Regions from separate parts of the Mus musculus genome. Here regions 2 and 3 are each linked to region 1. Evidence: chromatin loops called from intact Hi-C (ENCODE). Cell type or tissue: left cerebral cortex. All regions are shown on one strand. Region 1 holds the start of Ptprj (protein tyrosine phosphatase, receptor type, J). Region 2 has its middle 7.9 kb from the start of Gm39870. Region 3 holds the start of Nup160 (nucleoporin 160).

What was found. A loop is a pair of places that touch in the nucleus more often than their neighbours do. Peaks named below come from ENCODE experiments on the same cell type or tissue, not always from the same donor. Only the 100,000 strongest peaks of a DNase experiment are listed, where the experiment ranks them.
Region 2: a loop joins it to region 1, with 2.2 times the contacts of the local background. A loop is called at or near these places in 4 of 42 quality-filtered maps.
Region 3: it touches region 1 in a loop (4-fold over the local background); 23 of 42 quality-filtered maps call a loop at or near these places.

What each region holds. Positions count from the first base shown.
Region 1 is chr2:90,577,839-90,582,838 of GRCm38, forward strand. It overlaps Ptprj (protein tyrosine phosphatase, receptor type, J), which reads right to left and starts at 2,757. Exons shown (of 24, transcript NM_008982.6): 1 at 2,318-2,757. The coding sequence starts at 2,413. Gm46752 reads left to right here and starts at 2,917. Exons shown (of 3, transcript XR_001783391.2): 1 at 2,917-3,078; 2 at 3,273-3,532. In left cerebral cortex, CTCF peaks have their summits at 1,962 and 2,595; DNase peaks (open chromatin) are centred at 280, 1,394, 1,717, 1,946 and 3 more places; H3K4me3 peaks cover 3,360 bases; H3K27ac peaks cover 2,859 bases.
Region 2 is chr2:90,629,924-90,634,923 of GRCm38, forward strand. No RefSeq gene overlaps it. Among named protein-coding and RNA genes, the nearest start is that of Gm39870, 7.9 kb to the left of the region's middle. In left cerebral cortex, no CTCF peak of the experiment used is centred here; DNase peaks (open chromatin) are centred at 2,567 and 4,885.
Region 3 is chr2:90,676,344-90,681,343 of GRCm38, forward strand. Nup160 (nucleoporin 160) reads left to right here and starts at 872. Exons shown (of 37, transcript NM_021512.2): 1 at 872-1,127; 2 at 2,671-3,165; 3 at 3,429-3,540. The coding sequence starts at 3,066. In left cerebral cortex, a CTCF peak has its summit at 2,109 (motif pointing left); DNase peaks (open chromatin) are centred at 2,212, 2,807 and 2,969; H3K4me3 peaks cover 1,585 bases; H3K27ac peaks cover 842 bases.

The DNA of each region.
Region 1 (5,000 bases):
CCTACCCTGGGTTCCATCCCCAGCACCAGAGAGAGGGAGAGAGAGAGAGAGAGAGAAGGTGCCGATCCCCTGCAAGAGTCCATATCAAAATGAAACTGCTGAAAAGGATTGTTTTTGGAGATATTTCTTCATGAAACCTTTTATATTTCCTATTTTGTAACAAATACAAAAACAAGAATATGAAGACAGGACTCTCGAGTTTCTACAGAACAAACTAGAGGAAGGAAATAAGCAAACCCAAGGCAGGCGGAGGGTAGCAATGTGCTAAAGAAACACAAGGAAGGATTGGGCAAGAGATAAATTTACCCAAGATACTTTTTGCTGATTCAAAGCACAGCTTGCAACTTCTACTATTGTTGAAACAAAAGTCAGATACATACATATACATATGTATAATCAAATTAAACTAAAGAGAAATGTAGCTCAAATGTTTCTATAATATAAATTTTAGTTCAAGAGAATTTCAAGACCACACCATCCTGTACATGGAACACAAAAGCAAACAGATCTCAATGAGCTTGAAGCCACCCTAGTCTGCATAGCGAATTCTTGGAGAAGGGGAACTTCAAATAAGAAGCAGTTCTTTTTCTTTAACGTCAAAGACTGCTGTGCATGAATTTCCTACAGGGAAAGGATGAAGACAGCCCATCCACAATGTTCCCCAATAAATCCCCAATCCCATCTGAAAAGGCTTTATATGAAAAGTGGTGTACATATATAATATATATTTACAAAATTCTTTCACTCTTCAATGGAAGCCATTCAAACAATTCTACTATGAAATGGTGTGTCCCCTCCCCCATTCCTGCAGATGCTTTTTGCTAAAGATGGAATTGGGGAAAAGGGGCAAAATCAACTCTGGTTCTTCTTCAGACTCAGCTCTTACCCAGTCCAGTAAAGAATTATTTGCTGGGGACAACACCACGAGTCCTGTGCAAATCCTGCTTTAGAAACTATAAGTTACCCTTGCTGACAATTAGTTCAGGCCCAGACTCAGGCTCCCTTCTTCTGCCCGCCTGCTCTGCTGCCCCAGTGCCTATGTTTCCTCTAGAACAATTCATATTCTCATTCTCTCTCTCTCTCTCTCTCTCTCTCTCTCTCTCTCTCTCTCTCTCTCTCTCTCCCTCTCTCCCTCTCTCTCTCCCTCCCTCCCTCCCTCCCTCCCGTGTCTGTGTGTGTGCAAAGCTTTCTCTCAAAGTCAGTTTCCATCCCCAGCCTATGCTTCATTTGTGTCTCACTGTCTGTTTAGAGCTGGTACCTATAAAGCAAGTGAGACTTTCATTAGCAAAAAGCAAGACAAGAGCATCCTCCAGGCCACTTTCAGCTGCAGAGTTCAAGACCACAGCCAGTTCCCAGAAGGCTGTGAGGCAGAACTCGCTTGCTCAGCTCCCGCAGCACCAGCTGGGTGATTCCACTCTTTCACTTCTCTCCCTCAGTTCCCTATCTGCAAAATGGGAATGTCCCCCCAGCTGCCTTGCATCACATCCCCTGCCATGAAAATACCACTGAGAGAAAAGATCCAAAATTCGAGTCCCACCATTATCGGAAAAAAAAAAGTGAAGCAAGGAAAAAAAAAAAAGAAAGAAAAGAAAAGTCTGGAGGGGAGGGGTATAGCTAGCGCCCACAAAGCACGAATGCACACCCAGAAAAGCCAGCACTATCTCAGGAGCGATGATGAGAACAGAGCCAGCAGCCTCAAGGGACGCCTTTGAGCGGCCACCTTGGCAAGGCTGGGAACTTTCCCCCACAAAAAGCGCCCTCGGTTCTGAGTCCGGCGCTTCGCCCACCGCCCAGCGCCAGGGCCTGTCCCCAAGCACCCGGCCACCGCCACTGCCCTTCTGTCCAAGCCCTCGTGCCCCTCCAGGCCGGGTCGTAGGTCGGCCTCGGCTCAGCCAGGCCGTCCCTGCTCCGCATCCACAGCCCTCCGCAAACACGCCCCCTCCGGCCGCTTCGGGCGCGCAAGCAGGGCCCGCGCTGGCCAGACGTGACCAGCTCCGGGAAAGGCCGGGCCACCGCCGCCTGCAGCCCATGCGGGAGCTTCTATGGAAGAGTCAACGGGCACGGCGGGGGACACCCTGGGGACCCCGGAATCCTGCCCTTCCCCTGGCACCCGGGAGCCAGGGAAGGGGCTGAGTGGCGGGAGCAGGAGGCTGGCCAAGATCCCTGCCAGCCTCCTCCAGGAGGAAGGCTCCCAGGACCACGATCTCTCAGACCCTCGCCGGGTGTTCCTGGAACGGGTGACACCCGGGCAGGTGCAGGCGATGCCAATTCGGCCCGCGTCTTCCTACCACACGCCCAGGCCCACTCGAGAGCTTACCTGGCCCTGGCGTAGCAACAGCAGCAGCGGCAGCAGCGCCCAGCGGAGCCCGGGCGAGCGCGGGGGTGTCCGCGTCTCCCGCGCCGCGGGCTTCATGCCCTGCGCGCCCTGGAACGTGCCCGGGACGCGCCCCGCCGTGTGCCCGAAGCCGGGCGCCCTCGTCTCCGTCTCCAGCCGACGCCTCCGCCTCCTTCTCCGCCAGCCGGTCCGCCTAGTCCCCGCTCCGCCCGCCCCGGGCTTCCCCGGGGACATGGCAGCGGCGGCGGCGGCGGCCACACGGCGGAGCCTAGCGCGCCTGGCGCGGAGCGGCCGCGGCCTTAGACTCGCAGGGGCTTCGCGGGGCGGAGCGAGCGGCGCCCACCCTCCGCGCGTGGCTCCCAGCTCCCGGCTCCCGCGGCCCCGGCTGCTCCCTCTGCCTCCTCCGCGCGTCATGCGGCTCCGGCTGCAGGGAGCCGCGCCGAGCGCTCGGCCCCCTCTCTTCCCCTCCCCCTCTGAATATTCATCGCTTCCTCCCGCTCGGGCGGGCCGGCCGCTGCCGTGCTCCGCGGCCCCTCGCCGCCCTCTCGCCGCGGCCCCCGCCCCCAGCGAGCTGGCGGCGGGCGGGGAGTGGGCGGTGGCGAGCCCGGTGCACGCTCTGGCGTCTCCCCTCCCGCGGCCGGAGGAAGCGCCCCCTCCCTGTCCGCCTAGCCCTCCCACATTCCTGGGACTCGGGACCCGGGACGCTGCTCCACTGTTCCAGAGCCACGAGCTAGTATGGATGGGTCAGTAGGGACTCTTCAGCCTGGGACTCCCTCCCTGGCTCTGGCTTGAGCGTGCCTCTTGCCCAGGTCACAGTCGTGCTTGCTTCTAGACCGCAATCTGGTGAAGCCTGGCCCGTGGGTGGGCTTTGGGGGAGGGTGTGGGTGAACCCCCCGAAACTATTGGAAGCACACCATGTATTCTGTTCTCTCCCCAGACGCTGGGCCAGGAAGTCAGAGAGCCTGCACAGAAGCTGGTCCAGTGATTAGAGCCCCAGCTGTGGCATATGGCAAGCCCAGCTGTGCTATATACTAACTGTGTAATCCTGGTTGTGTGACTTGGAGAGAGATGCCTCACCTCTCTTGACCACTCTATGCTCCTGTGTAACAGGAAGATACTACGGGTACCTGTCTACCGAGACTTGCCTGGCGATTAAATGAGATCATGGGTAAAGTCCCAAAGAGGGTGGGACATAAGGTGAGCCCATCTGGCAGCTGTCATCACAAGTCCTGATCTGAAAGGAGTTACAAATTACCACGAATACTGCTACTGTGCCCAGGCTCACGAGAGGAAACCAAAGAGCTCTATCTACTGCACCTAGAAGTAATGACAGACAGTACCAAACCAAGGCATGCTAGGGAGGGAAAGACTGATTCTGACCAAAGGAAGAGGTGACACTTGAGCTGGGCTTTGATGGATGGTTGGGTTTCACCGGGCAGAGAGAGGGGAGCAGTGTGGCAGGAAGTGGGAGCAACTTGGCAAAAAAAAAAAAAAAAAAAAAAAAAAAAATCAGAAGGCAGATTCTTCAACCTTGACCTTCTGAGAAACAGAGAAACAGGAGCGTTCTATTTGGGAAGACCTGAGCAGCCAAGATAGTGAAGTGAATCTAGTCTGGACCCTATGAGAACTGGAATGTAGACCACCAGGTGTCCAGCCTGCTTCTAGGCATCCCTTGGGCCTCAGAGTCCCAGCTTCACGCAGAGAACAGAGGGGAAAGGGGCTGCACCTGTCCTCTGGTATTTTGCATTTGATTAAACACTATCTGGTTATCACAGCCCACAGGAGTTATGTTCCTCCCTGCCTCACTCTTCTTGAGGCAGAAACAGGTGTTTTTTAAAAGCACTCACACCAGCCAGGCATGGTAGCACACAGCTTTAGTCACAGCAATCAGGAGGCAGAAACAGGAGGAGGTAAATTCAAGTCCAGCCTGGTCTACAGAGTGATTTCCAGGACAGCTGGGGTAACATCATAAAGAGACTTCATCTCAAAAAAATTAAAAAATAAAAATAAACAAATAAATAAATAAAGCACCTTCCATGGTGCCCAGAGGAAAGGAGTTATAATGCTAATAGAACTGTACCTGCCCCTGATCCTCACAGACCTTGCACCATCCCAGTTGCCACAGATTCACATCTTGGTTCTGTCAACAGGGGTATGAACTCCTGCATGCCCTTTGATTTCCTACTGGGTAGAATGTATGCCCCCATTTAAGAGGTAGTGACCGTTTAAGAACTAACAGCCTTCTCTGAGAAGGGGTTAATACGTGCATAATAAACAAATCAAGATGAACTGATACTCTGTATGAGAAATGAACCCTGAACAGTGCTAGTTGGAAACTCCTTGTGGGCGGGACCTCATCTCCTCTGCCTACTCTGTGGCATCTTCACGATGCCTAGCATGTTCAGTACATTGTAGGAGCTGGGGCTCTTAAAATGTGTGGTTACCTGATGGGGAACATGGATTCTTTGCAAAGACAGACTAGGGAAGAATCATTCCCTAGGCAAAGGGATACCACAGTCTCTCTTTGCAGTTAGAATGGTGTTATATACTTGTCTTCTGTGAACCATAGCTGCCAATGCTTAATTCTATTTAACCACAGTTTTGAATTTATGGAGTTGTTTTGTTTTATAAAAAGGTCCCAGGTAGCCCAAGCTGACCCCTAACT
Region 2 (5,000 bases), 52 kb after region 1:
CTGTGGTACAGTCAGTCAGGTCACCATACCTCAGCCCATCCCTCTCCAAGTGCCCCCAAGACACTCAGAATGGTGCCCAAAGGCAGGTGGATGGCCTGCAAGCCCCCAGTTTGTCTGCTCACCTCTGGTCCCTGGCTTCTTCTTCTCTCCTCTGACCTCCAACTGACACTGACCTCCTTAATGTCCCAAAGCAAGTCAGAGCCTTTATGGCTCAGAGCCTGCTGCTCTGAGAACCCCAGCAGCGATTCCTCTTGGGTCCCTCGAAATTCACTGTCTCATTTCCCTAAGGCTTACTTTCCTCAATGTCCTGGTCTCAGAGCAACCTTCCCAGACTACCATATTCAAAAGCCACATTCTGTTCTTCTTACACAAGTAAGGAGTCTTCTCTCCAGCGCTTCTTGTCGATATCTGCCCAGTCTCTTGTTTAACTTCTCACTGAGAGTTTCTTTTTTCTATGAATATAAAACTCTAGTTTGTTCCAGGCTAGGCCCCCAGCCCCCAGAAAATGTATACACTAAAAACCATGATTTTTTAAAAATAGATGTAGAAAGGACATTGACCTCCTCTCACTCAGGAGTCCTCTAATCTAGAGGCTAGTGGGCCCATGTCTTGGCATAGTAAATGTGCCAGACCCTCCTTCTTTCTATAGGCTCCTAGGTTTTTATGATTGAATAAAAGAAATGATGCATTTTTTTTAAATGGAGAGATGGCTCCTCAATAAAGAGCACATACTGATCTTCCAGAAGATCTGAGTTTGGTTCCCAACACCCTTATTGGACAGTTCACAGACACCTGTAACTCCATTTCCAGGGGCTCTGAAGCCACTCTTCTATCTTTCTATGGGGCTCTGAGAGTCAGGAATACCTACTGGGTTGGTGAAGATACCACATCCAGGTTCCTTGGCATTCCTCTCCTCATTGACCCATTCATAACGTTATCAGCAGAAATCCTGACAGCAAGCAAATCACCAAGCCATCCCACAAGCACAGGGAGACCATAGGCCATCAGGACTGCTGGTCCTAGAGAAGGGTACCAGCTGACCAGATACATTCGGGTGGATGCTGCCAAGCAATTTGGAGAAGGTACAGCATTTCCCAACGGCTCCACCACTGCTAATACAAGTAATGTTTGCAAAATACATGGCTAATAACAGTTTAGGGAAGTTAAAAAAAATTAGAAAAGAAACAAATAAAATTTTCTTAGGCTGGAGAGATGGTTCAGTCAGTAGAGAGCTTGCCTTGCAAACGTAACAACCTGAGTTCAATTCCTAGAACTCATACAGAAAACCAAGAGCAGCGGCAGGCAACTGTAATCCCAGCACTGGGAAGAAGTAGATTTAGAGTTCACTGGCCAACCCAGTCTAGCTACCCTCATCAGTAAAGCTCCAGGCTAGTAAAGCATGTGGTCTGGGTAAGAGAGCAGACATTACTTGAAGAATGAGACTTAAGGCTTGACCTGCAAGCTCCCTTAATTCCAGCACTTTCCGGGCAGAGGCAGAGAGATCTATGTGAGTTGGAGACCAGCCTGGTCTACATAAAGAGATCCTGTCTCAAAACAGCAATAGCAACAAAACAAAACAAGACTTAAGGTTGACTCTGAACCCACAACACAGCATCATACTTTTTTTCTTTCCTTTAAATCTCTCTCTTTCCTTCCTTTAAACAGGATCTCACTATATAGTCCTAACTGGAACTAAGTTTGTAAACATGGCTGACCTACAACCCACAGTGATTTCTTTTTCACCTTTGCCCCTGACCCTACCCCCACTGCTGGGATTAAAGATATGTAGTACCATACCCAGCAAAACATATTTTTTCTTTAAACCTGTATTTTAAAAAATACTACCAGAACAATATGCAGTTATCAAAAAAGTTACGGCATAGATATTTTATATTCTCTGTCCATACAAAGACTTTATAGGAGCCAGGGTGTGTTTTCATCTCACTTTGAAGCGCCCTCTGCTTCAGGTCTACAGAGCGTGAAATACATGGAACCAACATGGGCTCCATGGGTCCTGATGGAGGGGATTGGTACAAAAGCTCGCAGGAGCAGCGGCCCGGGGCGGTGGCAGGCGGCGGGCGGCAGCTCCAGGAGGAAGCAGGTTTCCTTGCCTTTCCTTTCGTGGAACCTTTCCTTCCCTAGGCCACTTGTGGTTTTGTGCCTCCCTTGGGTACTAGGACTTCTTGCTCCTCGCAGATCTGTTCAGCGCCGTGGAGGCTTTCCACGCTTAGACCTGCCTCTGAACCCATTAGGGAACCTGACTCAGCACGTTCAGTCTCCTCCACCAAGAGGAAGAGTTCGGGAGGCCAGCATCCCCTCTCCCAGCAGCCCCAGGGATAGAAAGCACTCAGTGGGTTTCTTTTCACCAGAGAGAGAAATGCCACACTCAGTCCCAAAGAACCCTCAGAGAAGGCAGGAACAAGCTGGAATTTCTTCTGTTCAGTATTCTTTCCAGGAAAACAACAAAACACTTTTAGAACAATTTCTGTCTGCCTTCTCTTACAAGTTAGGGCAGCTGAGTGGTTCCCAGGGTGAAGCTATTTGGAGTCAGCTCAACTTCTCACGAAGCTGCTCCTCTGAACATTCTGCCATCTGCTCTTGTTTTGCATCTGCTTTTTGGTCCAGGTTTAGCCTGGTCCACCCCATCTCTAAGACTTGCCCAGTTCCTCTATCCCCCTCCCTGCAGCCCCACAAGCTTATTTCTGCCTTTTCCTCTGCCTTGTCAGGCTCTATTGTGGTTTCTGATGATTTCCCATTTGTTTAATCATTCCAGTAAAATGGGACCCAAAACAGAAAATAAGACAGTATCGACTTGGGTGGGAAACGGACCTGCTAGAACAACTTCAAGCAACAACAACGTGCTAATCTCCCTTCGCTTCACTTTGCAGCATGTATTTCTATGCACAGCATCAGAGCAAGTCAGGGACGGTGTTTTGACTCTGCACTCAACTGTGTGCACTGTACAAGGCTTTATGGTGCACGCTCAGAACAGAACTGCTTCTGCTCCAGAAGACCCAGCAGGGGAAAAGTATGATGCTTTCACTCACCGTAAGGCTTAACTTAGCCTAGAAGAGGGAAGAATTCGTGGCCAAGGCATATCTGAACTGGGATTTGAAAGGTGAAAATATGTGCATGTGTCTGTGTGCGTGTGGTTGTGTGCAGGCACAGTTGCCCACGATACACGTGTCCTCAATCATTCACCACCTTTTTATCGACACCTTACTTTCTGAGATTAGGTCTCAAACTGAACCTGAGGTTCACAAGTTTGGCAGCCAGCAAGCCCTCTAGGTCCACTTGCTCTCACCCCACACGTGTTGGAGTGACAGATGAGCGCTGTACCCTCCTTTTACATGAGGGATATGGGATCAAACTCAGATACCCACGTCTGCACACCAAGCATTCCTCACTGAGCCCCAAGAATAATTTTAAAGCCAAGGTTGATAGGGACCAATCTGTCTCGCAGGCAGAAAGCAAAGCAGCAAAGTATGAGAGCTTTGGCGGGAGTGGAAGACACAGTCATCTGGTCCAGGGGAGGCTTCTGTCAGTGCTGCTGCTGAACTGACAGGTCAAAGTTTTGAAAATCATCCCTTAATAAAAGGCAGAGTCCTAACCAACACACTTAGATTTCTGGTCAGGCATTCCCTACACAGAGCCGTTGGGTTCTTCATACATCTGAAGCACACGGTTGAGAGCAATGAAGGAAAAAATGGTCACCTGGTCTCTTTGGCTGAGCTACCACCACCGTAGGCACCTACAAGGCAGTGTTTGAAGGCTGCTGGCCACATGGAGAGGAGGAAGACTCTGAGTTCTGTCCGCTTGAGGAATGTGCACCAAGACCTCCCAGGCCACCCCGAGGCTGCTTTTCTGAAATCTGTCTTCAGACAGTATGAGGGGCATCCCTGCTTGAGATCAGAGTAAAAGTGTTTGCTCCTTTGTAAAAACAAGAGAGAGGGTAGGGCAAGAGGGAGAGAGGGGATGCCTCTAAACACTCCTCACCCCTATAAAACTGAGTACTGCTGTTTAGGCAGCCAACTGATAGGAGAGTCTGAAATGTCTGAAAATTGCACACCCTTTAGCCAGCACTAAGGAGGCAGAGCCAAGAGGAACTCTACAACGTCAAAGCCAGCCTGATCTACATAGCAAGTTCCAGGACAGCCAAAGTTACACAGCGAGACCCTGCCTCAAACAAACAAACTATAAATAAGATAGAATCACACAAATCCAAAGGACTGAGTTTGTCTCTGCTTCTTTGGTACCATCCATCCCCACAAGGACAGCTCGGTTATCCCAAGAGATGTTTATTACCTAGGAGTCATCCTGGACAGCAGAGACAGAGCATCCCAAGCTCCACATCACCTCCACATTTGACTGCTCTCTCAATTTTTAGTTCTTCTACTTGGATTCTGTACCCCTGAGAAGACAGGCCCAAAAGTGCCGCTGCTGTGTCTCCGGTATTAGCATAAAGTGGGTATTGGATGCACATTGCCAAAATTTGCAGAGCTGAACGATAGTATGTATCAAATGTACACACTCTGCTACCCAGAGAGACTATTTAAAAACATTTTTGTTGTTTTTTTTAACTATGTGCCAGTGTGTGTGTGCATACGTGCATGTGCACACATGTATGTGCACGCAGATATGTGAATGTGAGTGTCCTTCAGAAGCCAGAGGCATCTGTTCCCCCTGGAGCTGTAGTTACAGGTGGTTGTTAACTGCTTGACGTGGGTGTAGAAACCAAACTCTGGTCCTTTCTGGGGGACTTTGAGTGATAATGGGAGATGGTACCTACCATACTTGACTACAACACTGATGGTACTTTTGTGCACTGAGGATGCTATGCACATCTTGAAAATGAATCCTCCCTGTGAAGCAATATAGGATGGTTCCCCAGGATATAGTAACTAGAAAAGCAAGGTGCAGAATAGGGTTTAGTCATACTGTCACTGTCTTAAAAGGAGGAGAGAGAATGCAGAGGAGGCAAGATGCATCATGCATATCCA
Region 3 (5,000 bases), 99 kb after region 1:
GGCAATGTAAAGTGTTACTGTTAACTTACTGCAATTCACCTTGAATTTACTGTAACATGAACCAAAGGTCAAAGACAGCTTGAAGCTTGGAAAACATCACATCTCAAGTTCTATTCAGCCATAAACAAGAAGAAAATCATATCGTTTGAATGAAAATGGTTACGTTGGGGATCATCATTATTATTAATAAAGGAAGGCACAAAAATGCAAAATCTAGATTTAAATATATGTATACATGACATAAAAGGGGAGGGGAGGACTATTATTTGGGAAGAGGAAGGGGAACAGTAAGAGGGAAAGGGAGGACAAGATTTGCTAACAGGTGAATGTGAACAAAGTAGGCTAAAGTACATGTATGAAAATGTCATATGATGTCCATCATTTGTAAAATGAATAATAACATTAATAAAAAAGCAAACACACACTCTAATAAAATCTTCTGCCTACGTCTGTGAGACAGGGTTTGATGTAACCTAGGCAGGCCTCACACTTACTATGTTGCTGAGACTAGCCTAGAATGCCTCCACCCTCCAAGCACCCAGGATGACAGGTGTGGGCCACTATTCCCAGCTTCATCATGGACCCCCCATCACCCTCCTTTGCCCTTCTTCCCAACTAGTTCCTCTTCCACTTTCATGTCTTTTCTATCTGTGACCCACTGGGTTTAATTAGAGTTGCTTGAATGAGCATGGGAGGGAGTCTTATTTATAGGAGCACCGGCAACTAACCAGCAAATACACCACTGGAGAAAATTACTCCTCCCTCACAGCAGCCACTGACTTTACCTACGGCTCCTCGGGGAGCGATGGGGCCTCAAAGTCCAACCCCCACCACGGAATGTTGACAGGCCCTGTCTTTTGTGTAGGTAACCACAGTTATGATCTCACGAGAGCAGCCACCATGCTGTGTCCAGGAGGCAGTGTCGTTACAGCACACCTTCCCGTTCATCTTGCATTCTTTCTGCCTTGATAGAGATTTTGAATATGTGGGGGAAATGACACTAACAACAAGTTCCCCAAAACATATCTCATTCACCTAGACCAGGCTGGCCTTAAATTCAGAGATCTACCTGCATTTGCCTCCTGTGTGCTGGGGTTCAAGATGTGTGCCACCAAGCCGCACAACAGGTAATCTTTTAAAAAAATATTTTTTAAATTGTGTGTGTGTGTGTGTGTGTGTGTGTGTGTGTGTGTGAGCTTCCCTCTCAAAAAAAAAGTCTCTGAAGCAGAGATTTACACACAGGAAGGAGCACACAGTGTGCTCACAGAACAGCATTGCTAGGGGAGTGAAGAAAGCAGGATTAGGCAGAGAAAACTGAACTGAAATTGACCAGGATGGACCTAGATGGAAGCAAGGGACCAGGACCTTAGGCTTCATCTTGATCCACTGAGATGCATCCACTGAGTGCAGACATAACTCCCTTTTTGCCAAGTACAGAAGGACAGGGGTTAGCAGGGCTCTAGGGGAGACTTTATCTTAGTGAGATTTAGAGGAGTAATTTAGTAAAAATGGAAAAATTAAAGATGCTAAAATGAGGAATAGACCGAAGGTCAAGGTAGGGAGGGTGTCTCTCTATAAGTTCAGACACAGTTCAATGTACAGAAACAGAAGCATAAGGCTATAATTGCTGGTAGGAAAATATGGTTGCAGGGCAAGTTGTCTTCTTTTGTGAGGAATGGGGACGTCAAGACAGTTTCTGTTGCCCTGGTTGTCCTGGAACTCACTCTGTAATGCAGGCTGGCCTTTAACTCACAGAAACCCACCTACCTCTGCCTCCTGAGTGCTGGGATTAAAAGCTGCTTTTTGTTTGATTTGAGCCAGGGTTTTAGGCAGCCTCAGGCTGGCCTTGATCTTGACATAAATTGGAGGATAATCTTGAACTCCTGATCTACTTGCTTCCAAAAGCTGCTGTCAGTGTGCCACTATGCCCACTCGGCCGACTTCAGAGTAAGCTAAGAATGAGTGGGGGTGAGGGCTGGAGACATGGCTCAGCGGTTAAGAGCACCGACTGCTCTTCCCAAGGTCCTGAGTTCAAATCCCAGCAACCACATGGTGGCTCACAACCATCCGTAATGAAATCTAGCGCCCTCTTCTGGTGCATCTGAAGAGAGGTGTGGGCAGTGACAATCACGAAATAGTCATTAAGGCAATAAATGGTCAAGGGAAATGCAATTGCTGGGGCAGAATTATGGAACTTCGCAATGTTGTGATTCTGATGGAGTTGCCAACGAACATGTTCAGCTGTAAGCCTGAAGTTGTAGTTTAATTTATTTACTCATTCATTTACAAAGTCTCACTATGTAGCCCCAAACTGGCTCTGAATGATCAATCTTCAACCTCCAGAGAATACTGACCGATCCCAGAAAGAAATTCACAAACAATTCCTTGCACGTTTGCAAACTGTACTGTATTTTCGATAACTTCAAGAAGGTTGGGGCATTAATATTTAATTCAACGCATCCGACCCGTGTCGCTCAGAGTGGCAAGTGTCTGTAATCCTAGTACTCCGGAGGCTGGGGCGGGAGGATCAGAGTTCGAGGCCAACCTGAGCTGACATCTCAACACATACATGTGTATGCGGGTGTGTAAAGAAAAAGTTTCGCAAAAATGCCAACACAAAGAATCCCTCCTTCCTTTTACTTTTCCTCCTTGTTTCGCTGAACGATGAAGAGGCTGGATAACAACTTACACGCCAACGCTCTAACGGAGGGGAAGGTTCCCGCAAGCTGGGAGTGTGCCCGTCAGGCCTCTTCCCCGCCCGCGCCCGCTTTTCAAAATGAAAACACGCACAGCCCCGCCCCTGCTCGAGGCCGTCGGGAAAAGGGCGCCGCCGCCGCAGCCGCCGCCCGTCTCCGGCCGCTCCGAAGTGACCGCGAGTCAAGGCATCTTCTTCCCGCCTCAGCCTCATTCTCGCGGTGAAAAGCCGCAGATGAGCCTCCGACCCGCGGTCCTCAGGCAGCCAAAATCGCGCACACACATATCCCCGCCTCGCGCCACACCCCCGGAAGTGACGAGCCGACGTGACCCGCCCTTGTCCCGTCAGGCCTCACGGCGACGGCGGGAAGATGGCGGCGGCGGGATCCCTGGAACGGAGCTTCGTGGAACTGAGCGGAGCTGAACGCGAAAGGCCCAGGCACTTTCGGGAATTCACAGTCTGCGACATTGGTACGGAAAGGGCTTGGGAGAATGGGAGCCACTGCTTTCCCTCGGGCTCCCCAAGTAGGCCTTTGGTCTCCCCTGGTGGATCCAAGTCCACATGCCTGAAGCCTGTGCATCATCACATCTTGTCCTGTGCCTGACTTCTTCCTCCCTTTTCCACTCACTATTGTATGCACTGTCAGTCCCTTGCACTCTGCTCCTCGGCACTCTTCAGTGCCTGTCATCCCCCAGAGAACCGCGCATGCAAGCCCACCACATTCATTTTGTAGGGACTGCAAGTGCCGCGTTTGGAACGGTGAAGTACAGTGAGAGCGCTGGTGGCTTCTATTATGTGGAAAGTGGCAAGTTGTTCTCCATCACCAGGAACAGGTTCATTCATTGGTAAGTGCTGCGTTTTCCCTTCCCCCTACAGAGATGGAGGGTTGTCTAATGTGTAAATATCTGTGCCTGTTCCAAGTTACTACGTCTAGCCGTAATCCTCACACAAGCAGAGAACCGGTGTCTCGTGTTCATGTCAGAATCAGTTCTAGAAGTATTCTCGTACCTGGATAAAAACTAAAAGAGTATAGTTGAGATACAACACTGAAGACCCATTTTAGCCATTGATTCAAAATGTCATTATGGTCTTTCAACCTTAATTCTGTTGATGAGATTAAGCTTATACATGTCACACTTGGTGCTGAGTACTAGGAAATGATGCAAGATATTGTAGCAGTATAATAGTAGACATATATAGTGGGTGCCACTTGTGTTGTGCCAATTTCACACACAAAGGATATTAAACTAATGATATAACATAGATATATAAATACAGATTTTCATGCCCCAGAGAAAAGTCTAGGGACTACAAGAAGCTAATGGGACAATCAGATGGTATTGGGAGGAAAGAGGAGGGTATTGAAAGTCAGTTAAACTGAGATCCGAAGGATCAAAAAAGTTAGCTAAGCATGGACAAAGAGGATCAAGTAGACACCATGGAAGGGAATAGACAGACAGACCTTGAGAGCTGGGTTAGGAGGGAATCCAGGGTACCAAGAATGTGAGCATCAAAGAAAGAATGAAAGGAGGACAGTAGATGCATAAAGAATTCCACTCTGAGAAAGCCAAGATCTGTACTTTAACTGAAGGAGACCTGGTTTTGGGGACAAGGATGCAGAGGTTGGTAACGTGATAGAAAGAGACTCTGGTACCTTGGAGAAATCTTCTCAAATCCTGTGAGGTCTGGCCTTGTTTAAGCATAGTATGTTATGTGTCTTAGGGTTTCTATTACTGTGAAGAGACACCATGGCCACAGCACTTCTTATAAAGGGAAGCATTTAATTGAGGCTTGCTTACAGGTTCATATGGTTGGTTCATGATCATCTTGGTGGGAAGCAGGGGGACACACAGACAGACGTAGTGCTAGAGAGGTGGCTGAGAATTCTACATCTGGATCAGCAGACCGCAGAATGAAGGAGTGAGCCACTGGGTCTGGCTCAATCTTCTGAAACCTCAAAGCTGAGTCCAGTGGCAGTTCTTCCAACAGGCTACACCTTCTAACACCACTCCCTAAGCTTTCAAATATATGAATCTATGGGAACCATTCTTAATAATCAACCACAGTATGTATTGTTATTTCTTAAATTGTATGACCTGCCATGAGTAATTTTTGTCCTTTTTTTTTTTTTTTTTCTTAGAATAGCAACACAAAATGCGCTTGCTGTTTTCTTTTATGTTGCTTTAAGCTATTTCCTGCTAGGTTACCTGTCCCCCAGTAAGGATCAATAGATTTTTAGAACTTTTACTCTTATGAATAGAAAAGCCTAGATTCATTCATAACTTTATTTTTCTTTCCTCTGTTG